Regions from separate parts of the Homo sapiens genome. Here regions 1 and 3 are each linked to region 2. A link is a contact called in ENCODE Hi-C or POLR2A ChIA-PET data. All regions are on one chromosome and are shown on one strand. The core of a region is the stretch at or near the end of the contact, and the rest is flanking DNA. Distances in the headings are between cores, read along the strand shown.

The links. Hi-C counts contacts between places; a loop is a spot of excess contacts on that map. ChIA-PET counts read pairs that join two places held with the same protein, here RNA polymerase II (POLR2A). Pooled maps may share reads with other maps.
Region 1: a loop to region 2 is called in a map of dorsolateral prefrontal cortex, with 4 times the contacts of the local background. The contact joins two enhancer-like sites. A Hi-C loop is called at or near these places in 1 of 168 maps with a recorded cell type or tissue (dorsolateral prefrontal cortex) and 5 of 50 pooled maps. POLR2A ChIA-PET finds 5 or more read pairs at or near these places in 1 of 52 experiments (PC-9).
Region 3: a map of endothelial cell of hepatic sinusoid shows a loop between it and region 2 (4-fold over the local background). The contact joins two enhancer-like sites. A Hi-C loop is called at or near these places in 1 of 168 maps with a recorded cell type or tissue (endothelial cell of hepatic sinusoid) and 4 of 50 pooled maps.

Annotation. Positions count from the first base shown.
Region 1 is chr10:78,911,449-78,916,199 of GRCh38, forward strand. No RefSeq gene overlaps it. Among named protein-coding and RNA genes, the nearest start is that of ZMIZ1-AS1, 150 kb to the right of the region's middle. RefSeq lists enhancers at 1-70, 1,815-2,334, 2,335-2,855, 4,488-4,751. Within about 2 kb of position 2,328, at least 3 of the 41 ENCODE cell types and tissues checked have a DNase peak (open chromatin) inside an H3K27ac peak, as active enhancers do.
Region 2 is chr10:78,043,717-78,048,030 of GRCh38, forward strand. It overlaps a transcript of RPS24 not described here. Among named protein-coding and RNA genes, the nearest start is that of RPS24, 12 kb to the left of the region's middle. RefSeq lists an enhancer at 3,854-3,913. Within about 2 kb of position 1,940, at least 2 of the 41 ENCODE cell types and tissues checked have a DNase peak (open chromatin) inside an H3K27ac peak, as active enhancers do.
Region 3 is chr10:78,578,663-78,583,356 of GRCh38, forward strand. No RefSeq gene overlaps it. Among named protein-coding and RNA genes, the nearest start is that of LINC00595, 310 kb to the left of the region's middle. Within about 2 kb of position 1,534, at least 2 of the 41 ENCODE cell types and tissues checked have a DNase peak (open chromatin) inside an H3K27ac peak, as active enhancers do.

The DNA.
Region 1 (4,751 bases), core at 1,078-3,577, 870 kb after region 2:
GAGAGAGGGCACTTTCTCTCTCAGCAGCACATCCCAAAGCCCAGTATATTGGGGCCTGGTAGGTGCTGCTTAAATTTTTCTTAAATAGAATAGATTAGGAAGTCTTCATAATGGAGGAGACATCTGGGGGGTGTCTGCAAGCCTGAGTAGAAGTTAATCCAGTGGACCCAGAGGAATGGAGTGTGGAAATGACGCCCCTGCTTCGTTCCACAGGGACAGAAACCAGTGGGTCAGAGCCTGGGAGGTGTGGCAGAATGAGAAAGTGGTGAGGCCAGGGCAGGGCATGCTGGAGAGGCACTGGGGCCAGATCCTAAAGGGCCTTCAATGCCACACTAAAGAATGTGGTTTGAGGGAGGCTGACTTTATTTACTTTTCTTCTAGATTTGTCTTTTGGGCAAGGAGCACTCTGACGGCACTTGAGGAAGACAAATCGTGAGACCAGCCCAACACTTGGCTCTGAAAACCTTGCCCCGGCCTCTCATGAGATCAGATTTCCCTGCTTTGGGCCAAACTCTTTAAAGCACTTTGGCATCGGGTGAAAGATTGTCAAGGCCAAAGGGCTGGCAGGGGCATGTTGGACGGTGTCCAGGGTCATGCTGGTCCTCTGCTCAGCTCCTGCTCTTATGCCCTAACCTGGTGGCTCCTTTGGAGCAAGGATACGGAGCAGAGGTGGCCAACCTGGGTAAAGGGTGAGTTGGGGACCAAGGGGACCACCCTGCAGAAGACATCTGTTGTTACAGCTGTGGGTTGGGGGCCACAGCAGTGGGAATGCTCCATTGTTGAGGATGTTTGAAACGTGCCCCTGCGGGAGCAGGCTTCACATGCTGGGACCCCACCTCCAGGATGTCATGGCAGCCCCCACCCATCCTGCTTCTTGGAGGATGGAACTCCTTCTGGATGCTCAGTAGCCAGGGATTCTCCATTGAATCACTTGGAATGGGAGCACATGCAAATTGTGAAAAGACATCCGGGCCATGCTAGTGGCCTCAGCATCACTTTTTCTCCTCCTTTCTCCTCCACCGCTGCAGCTGGACTTACCTGCAGCACACACACATAGCAGGGGCCTCCCCTGAGGTCTTGGGCCCACAGTTGCTGCACACTATATATAGTCTTTTATTTGAAAATTATTTGAGTTATTCATTAATGTATACTCGTACTCCTCCTTGAAGGTACAGTGACGGCACCATCTCTCCCAGGAATTCTCCCTGGATTCCCCCAGGCTGTGGGGTGCCCCTTCTCTGTGCACTATCCACCCCTGCTCCCGCTCCTCACTTCCCTCTATCAAAGCAGCAGCCTCTGCTTTGAAAGAACAGAATGGCAGCGCTGGCTGTGCCCTCACTAGACTGAGTTTCTTCAAAATGTGCCTCATTCATGGGAGTGCCCTAAGCCTGGGACCAGCCAGGGGCTCAGTCATGTTCACAAGCCCAGCCGAAGGAGGGTGGGAAGGGTGGTCAGGAGAAGAGAAGCAAGCAGAGGGGTAGGGGGTGACCGCATCAACCAAGGCTTGCATGGAGAAGAGGGTCCAGGTCGGGGATACTCACACTTGCTCACACATCAGAACACCTGGAGGTGCATCCAAGCTCAAAGAGCTGGGCCCACCCCATGCTCCTGATTCAACAGGTCTGTGCTGGGGCCCAGGGACAGGCATCCCCAAATGGTGCTGGGTGATGCTGATGCTGCTGGTCCTGGGACCACACCTTGAAACCCCATCTGGTCTGAATGACGGTGAAGCCAAGAGTAGGAGGAGGATGAAGAAACTAGGACGAGAAGAGGGCTGGAGCCATGCTGTGCAGGGCATTCAATGGTGGCTCAGAGGAGTCACAGCCACTAGGAGGGACAGTGTCCAAAGGCTGGGAGACGGAGACACCGGCAGCCCCAGGTGTGAGCCCCCACCCTGCCCTGACTCTCTTCCCCACATCAGCCAGCTCCTTCCCAGGGCACCGAAGTCCCCTCCTGTGTGAAAGGCACACAATCTCCATGCCCAGCCCACCTCCTCGAGAGGCAGGTGTGCCTCGCAGGGAGAACGGCCACGAGAGGGTTTTGCAGGCTGGAAGGCCCTCAGCAGATGTGTGAGAGTGATTATTATAATCTCCCCTCCCCCAGATGGCATGGTCCGGGTTGCCCCCTCCTCCGCCTGCCAGGCCCCTCTCAGCGGTCCCCGGGGACATGAAGGGCCCAGCTGCCTCCTGGGAGGCCCAAGCCCAACCTCAGCATGGGCTCAGCCTCCAGCCCACAGGGCCTTTCTTCAGGTGCAAGGACCCAAGTAGCTGTCAGCGGGCAGCTCCTCGGCGGGGCACCTCGGGCGGGCGGGAGGCAGTGGTGGGGGTGGCGCAGTGCAACCAGGGAACAAAGGCCGGCTGGGAGTTGGCAGGGCGCCATCAGGGTTCAATGCACAATGGCCCGGGGGGCTGGCGGCTTCGCTCCTGGCCGGCATTTGCATAATGTCTGGGGCAGGAACAGGTGCCCGGTCAATAGGCGATTGTGAGACTGTTCTGTCAAAAGAGAAGGGGCCTGTATTGAAGGCCAGGCTCGCCTATTGCAATGCAAATAGCATTCAAAGCAGACCAGCCCAGCCTGGACTCCCGGGAGCTCAAGCTTCATGAAAGCCACCGAGCCGGCCCGGCTGCTGCCGCTGCTGGTGCCCGCTTTGTCTGAGGCCAAAGGGTGGCATCAGCAGCGGGGGCTGGGAGCCGTAGCAGGGAGTGAGCAGACTGGTCCACCCATCCAGGAGGGCTTCCTGGAAGAGGAGCTTTTGTTGTTGAACTTGGGCCAAAATATTAGAATGAAACTCTGCGGCTTCTCTGAAGAGAGCCCCAGACTAAAGGGGTTACCCCAGACTAAAGGGGTTACCCCAGCTGGGTATGCCACAGCGAAATCTGCAAGGGCCTTGCAAGCGCCTTGCCAAGTCGCTCCCCACTTCTCTTTGCATGGCTCCAAGCCCTAGGATTCTGGCTCCTTTCTCAGGGTACATAGTGAGTACTGCGTGCTCACAAAAGACCAATGCCGCTCTAGTTGCTCCCTGTGGATGAACTCATTCAATCCTCACAGCAACCCTGTGAAGTAGGGTGTATCTGTGTTCTCATTTAACAGATGAGGAAACAGAGGCACAGAGAGGTCAAAGGTTGCACAGCTAACATGAGGCAAAGCCGGAGACTGAACCCAGGCAGTCTGGTTCCAGAAACCATACTCAGCCACCATGCCCGGGCTGCCAATGTGTTCCCTTGCTGCTTCACGAAGGAACTCAAGTCCAGAGGGCAGCAGCTCCTCCTAGCTGGACCAGAATCCAGCTTCCTGGCTTCCTGCCCTTCCTGGCTCCTACCTCAACAGCTGAGAGTACATCAAAGAGGGAAGGTCTGACGTCCACCTCAGGGATGGGCACACGGAGGTGGCACTGGGTGATAATACTGAGATTACATTTTTTTCCAACACCGAAGACAAGGAAACACCCTTTACCTCACAGAACTATTCCAAATTGTAGGGACTTTTGCTTGGCAGGTTGTGTGGGTTCACTGGAAAAGCAAGGCCCTCCGAAGCTGGGTTCAGGTCCTTGCTCTATCACTTACAAACCAGATGACCTCAGACAACTGACTTCTGTTCTCCAGCTCTCAGGTTCCTCATCTGTGAAATGGTTGGTTGTGATAATTTGCATTCCACGGATGTGGGAAATACAGCTCCTTAAAGTGGTTCTCAGTGGTATCTGTTCCCTTCCCCACACCGGACTCTCTTTGGAAGTGAGAGCCTCAAAAATATTCCACCCCACCCAGTTTCATGCTGAGATGAAGAAGCACAAGCATTTGTGTGGGTGTGAATTTATTAAGTCGCTTGCTTGCATTCCATTGACTTTGCAAGATTTTTTTTTTAATTTCTTGAAAATTTTCAGGGAACTCCCCAGGGGAGGCCATTATCCACCACACAATGCTTGTGATGCCTGAATCGGATAAGAGGAAACTCCCTACTGTAATGGGACAGGTTGAGGGACTCTCCAAGCTCTTCACCGGAACCTGGAACCCTGGGCTCCTCTCACCCAAGCAATCAGAAAACATCAGCGCTCACCCCCTCATCAGTGCACAAGAGCTCTCTTCTCCCAGCCACTCTGATAGATCACCAGTGGCTGCCTGCAGGCTGTGTTGAGCAGGGTTCTGGAGTCACATCCCGGCACATTGGGAAAAAATGTCATGGTCCTCCAATGATGCCTGCTGGATGCAATGGAGGCAGTGACTTCCATTACACATTTGTCAGCCTCAATCTAGTGGTGGGGAAATCAAACCCAGAGAAGTGAATTGGTGTTCCCAAAATCACAGGGTGACAATCTCAAAGGTAGAAATATCTATTATTTTTCAAAAAACAAAGTATTTCCTGAATGTTTTATAATGAACCTGTGTTACTTTCGGAATTTAAAAAAATAAGGTATTTTCAGTTAAAGAAGTTTTAAACACATCGAAATGACCCTACTATTACCATAAGGAAAAGGGAGGTAGAAGATGTTCGGGGCAAAGCCATGGTGTTCAGGGTGGGATTTATTCAGGGCAGGGATGGCTATGTTTTGAGCAGTGTCAATGCATGCACTTGTACAGTGCTTTACAGTTTCCAAACTGCATCTCACCCCCTTATCCAGTTGGTCCTCCCCAAAGCACTTTGGAAGCAGGAAACATAAGCATTATTTACTCCTACTTTGCATGTGAAAAAAAATAAGACTCAGAAAACATGTGAGTTACCCAAGGTCACAGGGTGAATGAGTGGTTGAACTGAGC
Region 2 (4,314 bases), core at 690-3,189:
TGACTGTGACGTGATAGAAATTGAGAGCCAAGAAGATCAGTGCAGGGAGGCTGGGTCTTGGAAGGCTTCCAGGAGACATACAGCAGTCCCCACCTATCTAGTTTCAGTTGCTGTCGGTCAACTGCAGTCTGGAAAATTATCATGGCTAAATGGTCTGGGATCACCCAAAAGTGATGATCCTCTTGAAGTGTCATCAGAAGGTCAATAGTAGCCTAACACGTCACCATGCCTACGTCATTTACCTCCCTCTCCCTTCCACATAGGCATTTTATCTCCCATCAAGAATGTGAATACATGTACGTATTCAGAGGAAAAGAGTTCATGCAGCCTACTACAGTATAATTATTAATATCTTACTCCCTAAATTATGAACTTTAATTATGTATATATAGCAACAAACTTGGTGTAGATAGGGTTTGCGGTTTCAGGCATCCACTGGGGGTCTAAGAACGTTTGCCCCATGGATAAGGGAGGATTACTGTAACACCAGCAGTGGCAAGAGACATGATCTGATTTGGATGCACAGGAGAAAGTTCTCATTTGAGGCCATGAAAAATAGGAAAGAAAGCAGGGAGATGGGAGCAGGCAGTGTGGGACAAGGTGAGACCAGTCATTCTGCAAGGGGAAGAGAGGATGACACTGGGGAGGTGGGAGCAGAGTGGGTAGGTAGGCATTCTCTTGAATCAACAAGATGGAAGGCCCTACATGACTGATGCCTTTGAGCAGAGTTTTGCACAATGCATTTCTGGTGGGAGATACTCCATTTCAAAAATAGTCTTCAGGTTGGCTGCTAGAGCACAGAAGTATGACACCTGACTCATTTGTGCTGGCAGAGAGGCTCTCCTGGGTTTTAGAGCTTTGTGAACACACCTCCATACATTAATCCAACTGTCCTTCCCCATCCACTCACCCTTGAACTTCCCGCATGCCAGATGTTGAGGGGAGGCAGAAATGAGACCTGCCTCCCAGTGCCCACAGTCTGGATGAGAGGGTACAGGTGAGGTCCTGGTAAGAAACGAAGCTGGAGAGGTCAGCGGAGAATAAATCAGGGAGGATCTTGTATGCCAAGCTAAGGATTTCACTTGTTCAGTGTTTTGGTTAAAGAAAATAAAACGTTGGAGAATTAGATGTTCTGCAGTGGATTGTGTGTTCTTTTCACATGCCGAGTTCCTCCACACAGGAAATACTTTGGCAACGCTCTGGCTGCTCATCATGCATATTGGAGAGGGAATTTATGTAGAAGGTTATGGGTCGATGAGATGGCATCCAAGTATTTATCGTATTTTTTTGAGATGGAGTTTCACTCTTGTTGCCCCGGCTGGAGTGCAATGGCACGACCTCAGCTCACTGCAACCTCCGCCTCCTGGGTTCAAGCAATTCTCTGCCTCAGCTTCCCGAGTAGCTGGGATTACAGGCATGTGCCACCATACCTGGCTAATTTTGTATTTTGTAGTAGAGACGGAGTTTTTCCATGTTGGTCAGGCTGGTCTTGAACTCCTGACCTCAGGTGATCTGCCCACCCCGCCTCCCAAAGTGCTGGGATTACCGTCGTGAGGCACCGCGCCTGGCCCCAAGTATTAATAACTCGGAAAAAGGGACCAGATCAGGAATCAGGAGTCACAGTTCCTGATCTCCACTCAGCTTACAATCAGCTGGGGCCATGGATGGGCAAAAGACTTCCCTTTTCTGGGCTTCTATTTCCCTCCCTGTGTCTGTCTGCTATCCGGGCTAGATGAGTAATTCCGAAACCTGGCAGGTGGGGGCTTTCTTTTTTTCTTTTTGTGAGATGGAGTGTTGCTTTGTCACCCAGGCTGGGGTGCAGTGGCACTGTTTTGGCTCACTGCAACCTCTGCCTCCTGAGTTCAAGCGATTCTCCTGCCTCAGTCTTCTGAGTAGCTGGAACTACAGGCGCCTGCCACCATGCTTGGGTAATTTTTTGTATTTTTAGTAGAGATGGGGTTTCACCATGTTGGCCAGGCTGGGGGCTTGTTAAAAATACAAATGCTGGCTGGGTGTGGTGGCTTATACCTGTAATCCCGGCACTTTGGGAGGCTGAGGCGGGTGGATCACTTGACGTCAGGAGTTCGAGACCAGCCTGGCCAACATGGTGAAACATCTCTACTAAAAATACAAAAATTAGCTGGGCGTGGTGGTGCGTGCCTGTAATCTCAATTACTCAGGAGGTGGAGGCACGAGAATTGCTTGAACCCAGGAGGCGGAGGTTGCAGTGAGCCGAGACCATGCCACTGCACTCCAGCCTGGGTGACAGAGCGAGGCTCTGTCTCAAAAACAACAAATGCCCAGCCTCTTGCCCCAGTTTTCAGAGTTAGTAGATCTGGGTAGCGCCCAAGCACCTGATGTTTTAATAGCTTCCCAGGTGAGGCTGCTTCAGGAAACTGGACTGAAGCTTCCCAGGTGAGCTCAGGCTTGGGAAGCTGGACTGAAGTTTCTCTAAGATCCGTTCTGCCTCTGAGAATTCTGTCTCTAATGGGAATACTGTCTCTGCCCTCAAGAAGCTGGCAGATGAACAGTAATACTATTGCTAATTAATGACCACAGAATAGCTAACATTTATTGTTTACCATGTGCCAGGTACTGAGCTAAGTCTTGCACAAATTATCTCATTTACCTTTTTTTTTTTTTTTTTTTGAGAATGAGTCTCGCTCTGTCACCCAGGCTGGAGCTCTGGATTGCACCAGTGGCGCAATCTCAGCTCACTGCAACCTCCACCTTCTGGGTTCAAGTGATTCTCCTGCCTCAGCCTCCATAGTAGCTGGGATTACAGGTGTGTACCACCACACCTGGCTAATTTTTGTATAGTAGAGACAGGGTTTCTCCATGTTGGCCAGGCTGGTCTTGAACTCCAGACCTCAGGTGACCCACCTGCCTCAGCCTCCCAAAGTGCTGGGATTACAGGCATGATCCACTGCACCTGGCCTCATTTACCTGCACTCGGAGGGAAGTACTATTACCCCCATTTTATAGATGAGGAAATTGAGGCTCAAAGAGGTTAAGGAACTTGGTTAAAGTTACACAACTATGGCATCCTATGATAAGCCTGGGGGCATTTGTGGAACATCTTGCCAAGGAGCTAGAAATGGTCCTGAGCCTTAAATGGGTGGAGGTGATTAGCTGAGGCAGCGATTCTCCAGGTGTGGTCCTGGACAGCAGCAGCAGTGTCACCAGGGAACTTGCTAGAAATTCAATTTCTTGGGCTCCACCCTAGAATTACTGAATCAGAAGCTGTGGGTGGGGCCAGGTAACCTGTTTTTTTTTTTGAGTTGCCCAGGCTGGAGTGCAGTGGCGTGATCTTGCTTCACTGCAACCTCCGCCTCCTGGGTGCGATTCTCCACCTCAGCTTCCTGAGTAGCTGGGACTACTGGTGCCTGCCACCACGCCTGGCTAATTTTTTTTTTTTTTGTACTTTTTAGTAGAGATGGGATTTCACCATGTTGGTCTGGCTGGTCTTGAACTCCTGACGTCAGGTGATCCGCTGGCCTCGGCCTCCAAAAGTGCTGGGATTATAGGTGTGAGCCACCGCGTCCAGCCAGAACCTGTGTTTTGATAAGCTCTCCAGGTGATTCAGATGCATGCTAAAGTTTGAGAACCACTGAGCTTAGGGAAGGGGAGGATATTCCAGAGGGGGACAGCTGTGGAGACCCGGTAGGACAGTGCTGTAGACTGCCCCATCCCTGCCTTTTCACTTGGTGAAATAAAGACGTGTGATGCACTATGCAGACTCCCACAAGGGGGCACTGTGGGCACAGACGTGGAAGCGGTCTGCTTTGTTGTCAAGACCGCTACCCTTGTGGAAGCATGAAAAAAGCTTGATGCCAGATCAACTGGAGAGGTCACTCTTTCTTCTCAGAGAAGGTCTAATGGGGGTGGTAATCTTGTTTATAGGATTCGGCCCTCGTAGGGAAGCTGAACCTGGAGGGCTTTCTGCTGTTCATATGTGCATGGTGATGTCTACCCATCCGTGCTGCGAGGTCTCTGCAGATCCTGTGCAAACAGCATTCCCCCTTTTGTAGCTGCCCAGCCAGGCAGCTTGCGGTTTCTATTGGGGGAGGTGGGGGCCGAAGGCTGGGAACCCCAGCAGCCCGATTCTGCTTCAGCCTTCTGCCTACAGTGCTATGCCTCTGTCCTATTCTTTGACAAGCATGGGTCCGGGGCCACAGTGCTGGGTCCAAGACCTGTTTTCAAGCCTTAGCTCTGCCCCACCACACTTTAAGATCTCTGGCAAGACCCCTTTCTCCTCTGGGTCTCAGTTTCCTACACTGTAGGATGAGAGAGTGGTGCTGAGAAAGTGGCTGT
Region 3 (4,694 bases), core at 284-2,783, 530 kb after region 2:
TCCTTCCATCCCTGTGACTCTTTGGTCCCTCAAGTTGGATGGGGACATCTTCTCTTAGGGGATGATTTTCATAACATTGTCACTTGCTGGTGGGCCCAGTAACACCTTTGTAGTCAGTGCTGATCATTATGTACTCATTTGAGATTTGCTGCGGCAACATTGTTTGTAATGTATTTGGGTGAGGAAGGGTGTTAAAGAGGCTGTCACAAAGTCTCCCTCTGGTAAAACGCAGGCAGTTTGAACATGCAAACTTCCCCTCATGGCAGCTTTCCCCTTTCCATTCAGTGCTTCTTCAGAGGCCCACTTTTTCCAGACACGGCGCTGTGATGACTGGTAGGAGCCACGAGGATGGCTGCGTGGGGAGCCTTGGTCCTGTCACTTCCTCTCTGCATCTGTGGACAAGTTGTTCCCCTCTAGGTGACTCAGATTCAACATCTTGCAAATGTCATTCTCAGAGACCTGAGATGATGATTCACTGAGATAAAGGACGTGAAAGTGCTTGCAGGATGTTAATTGGCTATAATCATTGTTAGCATTGCTGCTGGCACTCATGGACTTCCTGCAGCAGGCCTTGTTCTAAGCACTCTACATATGCTAAGGTACACAGTCCTCGTGACAACTCTTCTACATGGGCCATCATTTGTCCCCATGACATGGATGAGGAACCAGCTCTAATGAACCAGCACGGTTGCCCTTGGCCAACAGATATGGGATGTGCTGTGGGCCTCCTAGGTGGGAATACCCCATAAGGCTCAAAGAGCAGGTCGTATTTGAGAGGAGTATTGAAAGGTGAAAGGAATGTCATGTACTTAAAACCAATGGAAGCTGCCTCATATTCCAAGGGATGATATGGACATGTAGGGAGTGCCTGAGTTGGAGCACGAGATGAGCATATGTTGAGGCAGGGAAGAAGAATGTTGCTGAGGCCAGAAAGGCATTTTGTGCCGTTATGCAGGCACTTTTCTGCTTTGTTGCCAATATCACCCAGTGTTACAGAAAGGACCAAAAGCAGCATTCTCATACTGTCTAATTTTGCTCAGAAAGAGTGGCAGAAAATTTGTATCGCATCCAAACTGGTCTGTTTTTGGCAGCTGCGGGTCCCACATCCAGGAGGAGAGTTAGCAATTCTCTCATCAAGAAAATCTCCCCAGGGACCTGGAAGCAGCTTTGCCCAGTTCTCTGGCAGGGATACCAGAAGCCATTGCTGCCAGAAAGGTCGTGGTCTCTCTAAGGCATGGCTCTCCATGGCCGAGACCCATGATGATGAGGTACTCCTGCTCTGGAAGGGTCTTCCTCACACCTGCAGCTCATGAGAACCCTCCAAAACTGCTTCTAAAGGATGTTGGTGACATCAGGTGGTTAGGCCCATGACCTGACTCCCTGAGAAGGTGGTGAAAAGGGCGGTTGTCTAAACCACTTTCCTATTTAGATCCAAACTATGTGGACTGTCCTTCAATGAAAAAGAGGCTATCCATACTCCAAGCTCTTGCCAGAGAGCTCAGCCTGGAGCCAACTGCTGGCAGGAAGCCCAGCTGAGACAGTGGAGAACAATGGCTGCGCTTCTGCACCACTGCACACTGAAAGGCTGTTTCCACACACGGCATCTCAGGGCCATCTCTCCAGCCACCCCTCTAAGTGGTTCTTAGTTTTCAGTTCATAGATGCCTAGCGGGTTAATAGATTAATAAATGAGATTTAGGGATCCATGAACCCCTCTATAGCTGTATGCAAAATGTTGAGAGCAGGTATGTTTTTCTTAGGAGAGAGGCTTTAGTTATTGGTTTTTATTTATTTATTTATTCATTTTTAAATCAGATTCTCTAAAGAGGTCTCTGACTCTAAAATGGGTTAAGAACCTCCACTCTAAGGATGGATGAGTTTGGTCCTTATATTATGAAAGTGACCAAAGAAGCCACCCGTCCTGACCTTATTTATTTAGGTCCTGCTCTGAGATGTTTGTTAATATTATGGTCCAGCTGTTACCCAAAGTCAGATGAAGAAATTTCTGGATCTTCTAGTTAACTCCTATTGAAGACATGATCCATTAGATCCATTAGAGTATTTGGCACCAACCTGGGACCCAAGTGATACATTCTTTTTATAAATTGGCACTAGGAAAAACTTTGTACCTTTTGATGATGGGATGTATGTCTTTCTTTTTATCAACTGTTGAGAACTGTACGACTCAAGATGTTTGCCTCCTTTCTCTGGCTGCTGGGCTGCTGTGAAGTTCTGAGTTATATTTGATGTTCACTTAGTCAATGGTTACATTTGATGTGCATTTATTCAGGATTTTTGCTGATCTCCTGTGTTCTAACATCAGATAAGCACAGGGGAGAGAGGATTGAACAAAATAGAGGTGGTCCCTGCTGTAACACATGATGTTTAGCCCCCGGTTTTTGTGCATGTAGTTTTCTATTCCACTGCAGATTGTGAATAGTGGTGATCACCAACACCCAGTGTCCACTGTGTCCAGGCATGATCTAACTGTTTACATATATGAATTAATCTAGTGTCCCTGAGACACAATGACCTTAAGAGGTAAGTACTATTATGACCATAGTCTAAATATGAAGAAACCGAGGAAGAAAAAAGTTAAGCTTCTAAAGTTCACAGTGCTAGCAAGTGGCAAAGTCAACATTCAAAGCCCTTGGCCCCAGGCTCTGCACTTAGATGTGGAACTCACACTTCCATCCTCACCTTGCCAGCTGCTTTGTTGGGGCAATATTGTGTGTTTGTATGATGTAATTCACTCTATGGAGCATTTTACCCCCACTGCTGACTATAGTCCCTGATTTGCCTTTGTTTGGTAAATATTGCTCTTCCCATTGCTGAGATAGCAATGTCGACGTTCAGAAAGGTGAAGCAATTCTGTGCCTTTAAGGCCAACCTAGCCCCCAAAAATCAAGCGATCTGAGCCCAAGCCCAGAAGGCCTTCTTCCCACTAGTCTCACTCCTTTTCTCCTAATGCACATTTATGTGTCATTATAAGTGGCCCCAGTCCTGTGCAGGGATGCAAAAAGAAACAATACTTGGTGAATTTCATTTGAATACTAAGTGGAGAAGTGTCCAGTGGCCTTTGTTGGTTTTGTGACTTTGAAGATCCTCCAGTGCTGGTTAAATGTAAGATTACACCTGGTTAACACCAAGAGGAACCTGGAAGATCATTGATCTAGAAACTTCTGAAAGTTTTTTGGGAGGATAAAGTCTCCTCAGAGAATCTTATGCAAGTTATGGACACTCTTTTTCCAACCCAGTTCCCTGATCCTCATTCTTGTTTTGACAATTTTAATGATACTGTGACATTTCAGGATAAATTGTCATTGTTTTCAGAAAGAGCTTTCAGAAAGGCTCATTGCTTGTTTTCTGCGACTCTAAGCACCTTTCTCCTTGTCACTGAGTGGTGGAATATTTTCTTTTTTTTTCTGCAAAGGGGAAAAAGGGAAGTGTAATTTTCAACTCTCAGCGTAACTTGTCTTTGATTAATGTATATTGTAATCATCACAGAATACACAGCTGTCTATTAACGATGGAACCAAATGAGTTGAATAGATTATCAAAGAGCAGCAGCCCCAATTCCACTCTAAGGTACATGCTTGTCTTTAGAACATTAATCTCATTACAGGTTTAAGTCTGATTCCAATTTCCCTGACAGTCGGCAAGAAGGAGAGGAAGATTGATCAAATATGCCAGGAGCAGAGAGAGCGCAGATCTCAATGGGGCTGAGGAAAGAGAGCAGCATGGTTTCTTTTTTAAATGATTATTCCAAAGGGATGAGAAAGGCGGAGAAGAGATTCAAGGAGCATTGAGGATGGGTGGCAGGGTCCTGGGGTGAGCAGGCAGGTGACAGGAACAGGCAGAAGGGGCTGCCAGGGAAGTGGGTATCTCTGGGGCATTGCTGGTGAGGAAGAACCAAGCTGGTAGGAGGCAGGAGAGGGATGAGGGATTGTGGCAAAGTCACCAGAGCCAGACCTTCAGCCACACATCCCTCAGAGGCCCTTGCACATAGCACAGAGTGGAGTTCTGGACTTGAATTACTGACAACTCAATCCCACACCTGGAAGAAGGCCCAGGCTCTGCCACAAAGCTGGCCTGGAACTCCAGGGACAGAGGCCATAAAGCAGGTCTTATTCTAATTTGCTTGAGAGTGACCCTGAGGGCCTTGACCTCAACAGTCTCATTGATCATGCTTATACCCAAGCCACACAAGCCCAAGGAACTCCAGCACTCCCAAATACAATCCACAGCTCTTTTTCCATATCATGCCAGATCAAATTCTTAACACAGTCAAACTCTTTAGTGTCCCAAACAAGCTCCATACCATGTGCACAGCCACCCACATTTATACCCAACCTGAGTGCAAATTTTGAAAAAGAAAGTTGTGCAGTTCATTCTCTATCTTCAGCTACTCCTGAACCAGCCTGGGCATTCATCTTCATTCTTCTCCCCCAAATACTTCACTTTCTAGCTAAACCTACTCACTGTTCCTCAAAATCACAGATGTTTTTTGTATTTCCATTCTTTTGCGTATGCTGGTCCCTCTACAAGAGCACTCTTTTTCTCCTCATCCATCAGAAAACCTTCCTCTTAAAGTTCAATGCCCATCCAGCAGTCATTGAAGCAGGGTAATGGCCTTAATTTAGCCCCCTTGTAACAGTGATCTTCCTCGTACAGTCAGATTTCAGTGCACACTCT